2 separate regions of the Homo sapiens genome follow, and region 2 is linked to region 1. The links are chromatin contacts, found by Hi-C or POLR2A ChIA-PET in ENCODE. All regions are on one chromosome and are shown on one strand. The core of a region is the stretch at or near the end of the contact, and the rest is flanking DNA. Distances in the headings are between cores, read along the strand shown.

The links. Hi-C counts contacts between places; a loop is a spot of excess contacts on that map. ChIA-PET counts read pairs that join two places held with the same protein, here RNA polymerase II (POLR2A). Pooled maps may share reads with other maps.
Region 2: a loop to region 1 is called in a map of heart left ventricle, with 9 times the contacts of the local background. The contact joins the promoter of IL31RA here to the enhancer-like site in region 1. A Hi-C loop is called at or near these places in 1 of 168 maps with a recorded cell type or tissue (heart left ventricle) and 5 of 50 pooled maps. POLR2A ChIA-PET finds 5 or more read pairs at or near these places in 1 of 52 experiments (MCF 10A).

The regions. Positions count from the first base shown.
Region 1 is chr5:55,437,106-55,439,805 of GRCh38, forward strand. All of the region lies in intron 4 of PLPP1 (phospholipid phosphatase 1), which reads right to left. Among named protein-coding and RNA genes, the nearest start is that of MIR5687, 70 kb to the right of the region's middle. RefSeq lists an enhancer at 1,032-1,859. Within about 2 kb of position 1,431, at least 29 of the 41 ENCODE cell types and tissues checked have a DNase peak (open chromatin) inside an H3K27ac peak, as active enhancers do; they include heart left ventricle, where a contact is called at or near this core.
Region 2 is chr5:55,850,095-55,852,794 of GRCh38, forward strand. It overlaps IL31RA (interleukin 31 receptor A), which reads left to right and starts at 1,263. Exons shown (of 15, transcript NM_139017.7): 1 at 1,263-1,539. The coding sequence starts at 1,477.

The sequences.
Region 1 (2,700 bases), core at 181-2,680:
TATAAACCACCCAGTCTGCTGCAATTGGTTATAGCAGCCCAAACTAAGACAGGAAGGATATATAACCATTTTTGGTTGAAATTTCTGAAACATTTAACTTCCATTAAAGGATCTAATTAGAATATCTCACCTTTAAAATAAATAATCGTTGAACGAGATATTTTTTGAAGCTGTTTTGATTTTGCCTTTCCTTGACTAATCTTGTTAACACTTCTTAACTGTAAAATGTTGTTATTGTCTCATAGCCTCTGAATATTCTATTGTTAATAAAGTAAGAACTTTTTTTTTTCCATTTTAAACTAGAGTCAAGGGGTTGGCTTGCAAGCTAAGAACATTTTTAAGGAGTTTTTTTTGTTTGTTTTTTCAAAAAAGAATATGTGACCTACAAAGCCTAAATATTTATTATCTGACCTTTCACTGAAAAAAAAAAAAATACCAACCCCAGAACTAGACTAACAACAGCAGGCTCAATGCAAAGAAATATACCTTGGTCTACTTATTTTGAAATAGTGCTTTTATGACTAGCCAGGCAAGCCAAATTGATTGCTCCACCTACATTTGATGACAGATCTGTCCAGAAGAACACTGGAAAGCAGGCCTCAGTTTAGTCTTCTTTGGGTTTTAATTTCACCATTTTTAGGATTCACTGAGGCACTAAATTTAGATCTTAAATCCCACCTCAAAATCAGACAAGGTTCGTAGGCTATGGGCCATGAGTTGTTCATCATTTGCCCAATGTTCAGCAATAATCAAGTTTGGAAAACATCACGAAGTATCAACAATGCTAGGAGGTATACAGTGAATGCTAAATGAGGGATTATATGAATCTTAAGGAAAGTGGATAGTATGAAAGAGTCTGAGTGGATTTAGATAGGTGGGCAGCACTGTCTAAACACAGGGCAGGGGCAAGGCCCAGATAAGAGGCATTTTGTGGCAGGAGGAGAGTCTGGCTGAAGCATAGATACAGGAATTTCATAACAGGCGGTGATATAAACAATCTGGGGTTACAGCCTCAATAGAAGGGTCTCAGGAAAAGTATTTTAACACTCCTCACTGTATTGAAAGAAAATACAGACTCATACCATGGCTGTTCTCCTGAATAATCAAATAAATTTGGAATCTCTGGCATTCAGCCAAGTTCACGGGGAGTCACTAAGCATATAAACTGGCTATGTGCAAAGCAGCCCTGCCCTGAGCTCCCGCAGGCCTGGGAGGTTTTCACTGATGCTGACACTCTCTTGGCACAGTTAAGTGTGCAGGGCTGCACTGGCTGCCAGAGAAGAACAATGGTCAGGGTGTTTTAAGAGCCATTTTTAACTAGAAGTTAATTTCTGGGTGTCAGGAATTGACAGAGAAGTTTTGGCTATCAAAGACTGTCCTAGGAGAGGATTTAAATGACTACGTCTCTACCCAAATCTGAGACTGACTCATGAAGCCAAGGTGCCCAGAGAAACAAGATGAGTCATTGCTCAAGGAATTCGGGGGTGGGGCTTAGAGGTTAAATGTTGTACATAGGCCAGGCGCGGTGGCTCACGCCTGTAATCCCAACACACTGGGAGCCCGAGGCAGGCGGATCACGAGGTCAGGAGATTGGGACCATCCTGGCTAACACGGTAAAACCCTGTCTCTACTAAAGATACAAAAAATTAGCCGGGCGTGGTGGCGGGCGCCTGTAGTCCCAGCTACTCTGGAGGCTGAGGCAGGAGAATGGCGTGAACCCGGGAGGTGGAGCTTGCAGTGAGCCGAGATCGCGCCACTGCACTCCAGCCTGGGTGAGAGAGCAAGACTCCGTCTAAAAAAAAAAAAAAAAGTTGTACATAAATGTAAAAAGCAAGGATCTGTGTATTCAGGGCTGAAATAAAAGCTGGGGCCTACATCCACATCAAGCAAATATTTCCACTACCTAGAGTCAGTAAAATGCAGTGCATGGTTGCTCTGGCCTGCTTTCTTCTCCAGAAAGGTCTTGGTCTACAACAAATCTATTTATCTAGGCTTCTTTTTTTGCCATTATAACTTTACATCTGTTAAATCAAACTAAAATCTGTCCTGAAAACCCCCTGCTCACATACTTGAGTTCTTCTGTACAAAGAACAACCTAATTTGGTAAGTAAGCAAACTGGGAGCCTGACTCAGGAATGTGCTTCTGTAACAGCAGCTGAGTCTCAGCCAGTCCCTGCAGCCATATTTCAACCACTCACAGCCATTCAAACCACGCTCAAATAAAGCTCCAAGGCCGAGCTGTAACCAATCCGGCAGTTTCTGCACCTCGCTTCCATTTTCTGTACTCACTTTCCTTTTTCTGTCCATAAATTCTCCCTGACCACTTAGAAGCAGTGGAGTCATTCTGAATCTGCAGTGACTCTGAGGGCTGCCCAATTTGAAAGTCGTTTCTTCCTTGCCCAGTGACACCCTTAAATTTATCTAAAGTTGTTCTTTTAACACAGTTGGTTCAAACTGACCCAATTACCACACTATGGTTGACATCATTTTCCCGAGTTGATATCCTTCATATGTGGCTGCATGTCCACTGAGCAGGCCTGCCACTGAGGCCCTCTATTATATCAATGTCATCCTCTCTATAGTAATTTTAATCTTTCACAAAACAGCCCTCAGTACAAGTTACTATTTGACCAATTACACAGACGTTAATGGGTGTTTTGAGAAGGGTCAAGGAAGAAGAGCAGAAAATGATGAAGTATG
Region 2 (2,700 bases), core at 13-2,512, 410 kb after region 1:
TCATCCTTGATCCTTTGTATGTGACTTATTTTTTTCCTATCTGGAAACATTTTTTTTCTGTTTATTCTTGATATTCTGAAACTTCACTGTTTTGTACTTCAGTGTAGATTTATTTTCATTTATTATGCTGTTTACAGTGGGCCCTTTCAATCTGGAAACAAATGTTCCTCAATTCTTGGGAATTTTATTGTATCACTTCTCTCATTATTTCTTTCCCTCCATTCCTCTGTTCTGTGCTTCTGTACTGCTGGTAGTCAGATGTTGGCTATTCTTCATCTCTTTGTCTTTTCTTCTATCTTCTGGAAGATTTCCTCAACTTTATTTTCTAGTCTTTAGACTTCAGCTCTCATATTTTGAATCTCCAAGAGTTCTTGTTCTCTAATTATGCCTTTATCATAGCATCCTATTCATATTTTGTGGGTACAACATTTTTTCTTATTTTCTATGAAGGTTTAACTAATATTTCTTTTAAAAAATATTCTGCTTTCTGCATTGCCTTTCTTTCAAGTTTTTTCCCCCCATCTGCTGTTGGGATGGGAGAAATTTAATGAATTTGGCTTTGTGGGGTTAGGATTAGGTAGTCTATTTCTTTTTCAGATTTTCAACCAATCTTATGATTTTTGTTTCAGAGGTATAGTCAATTCTCATTATTCCTTCATTATTCCTGGCAATTATGTTCAATAAAATCGCCACAAACACTGAATTAGAAAATACTGCTGAGCGTGGTGGCTCATGCCTGTAATCCCAGCACTTTGGGAGGCCGAGGCAGGTGGATCACCTGAGGTCAGGAGTTTGAGACCAGCCTGAACAACATGGAGAAACCCCGTCTCTACTAAAAATACAAAATCAGCTGGGCTTGGTGGCGCATGCCTGTAATCCCAGCTACATGGGAGGCTGGCCTGAGGCAGGAGAATCACTTCAACCCGGGAGGTGGAGGTTGCGGTGAGCTGAGATGGCGCAATTGCACTCCAGCCTAAGCAACAAGAGCGAAACTCTGTCTCAGAAGAAAAAAAAAAAGAAAAAAAGAAAATACTGAATTATTCTCTGTGGGGGAAATATAGAGTTAGGTGCCTGTGAGCCTCTGGTCACAACATTTTTGTCAGCTAATCAATACATAACCTTGTTTTGTGTGTGTTTCTGTTTAAAGACACCTTATTTAATATACATTGTTGATTCATCAACATTGAACTCATGGCTAATAACAGTACTATGACTCATGCCTGAATAGAGCTTATTTAACACACATATTTTCTCCATGAGGCACAGCCTCCTTCTGCTTAGGAACACCAGACAGCACTCCAGCACTCTGCTTGGGGGGCATTCGAAACAGCAAAATCACTCATAAAAGGCAAAAAATTGCAAAAAAAAATAGTAATAACCAGCATGGCACTAAATAGACCATGAAAAGACATGTGTGTGCAGTATGAAAATTGAGACAGGAAGGCAGAGTGTCAGCTTGTTCCACCTCAGCTGGGAATGTGCATCAGGCAACTCAAGTTTTTCACCACGGCATGTGTCTGTGAATGTCCGCAAAACATTGTGAGTATTGATTTGGGGGGTTACAAATAATTCCTAGCAAGTAGGTGAATTCACAAATAAGGAAGCTGTGAGTAATGAGGGTTGATTTTACCTACCTAGTGTCTCAAATCCTGAGCCGTATGAGATTCCGTGGCATAATTATGTTTGCTTATTGTTGGCAACCTTATTAGGCATTTCTAGGTTTCTGCTTTCTCATCTTTACCAGTTCAGTTATGGCTTGATTCATTTCTCTTTTTCCAAAGATTTGTTGACATCTCTTATTTGCTGTTGCCTCTTCCCATTTGTTTTGTCTTGTGGTTCTATATCTTTGCCATAATTTTTGTGGAGTTTCCTGAGAGAGTAGAGATAAATGTATATGCTCAATTGGTCTTGTCTTAACCAGAATTCTATTTAATACACAACACCTTTAGTGAGCTGTTATGCATGTAATAGGTGTTTACTAAGTATTGGTTGAATAAATTCAAGAAATGCTTGCTATTTTTGTGCTAGCATTTAGCTTTTCTCTATAGTATATTATAATGGAATTTTATTTTATTTTATTTTATTTATTTTTTGAGACAGAGTTTCACTCTTGTCGCCAGGTTGGAGTACAATGGCACGATCTTGGCTCACTGCAACCTCTGCCTCCCGGGTTCAAGCGATTCTCCTGCCTCAGCCTCCCGAGTAGCTGGGATTACAGGTGCCTGCCACCATGCCTGACTAATTTTTTTGTATTTTTAGTAGAGATGGGGTTTTGCCATGTTGGTCAGGCTGGTCTCAAACTCCTGACATCAGGTGATCCACCTGCCTCAGCCTCCCAAAGTGCTGGGATTACAGGCGTGAGCCACCACGCCTGGCTGGAATTTTAAATATCTCATAATTATAATCTTCTAGGTAAAAGACTAGCTCTCTTTCTCACCCTTATTCCTCCTACTTAGTGGAACATTGCCTAAGGAAGATGGGGAATGGGTTAAAAATTAAAATGTGGGGCTGGAAAGCATAGCTTGTTTTAAAACTTAGTTTTCTTTCCTTTTGCATCATAATCTCTTCCCCGGTCTATTTATTTCTCGTGGTTTTGTCAGTCCATTACAAACGGTTGCAAAATTGTGGTACTAGAAGGGATCCTAGAAATAATCTAATTTGAACCTTTGATTGCTAGGAAACTGAGAGTCAGGCTGCCTT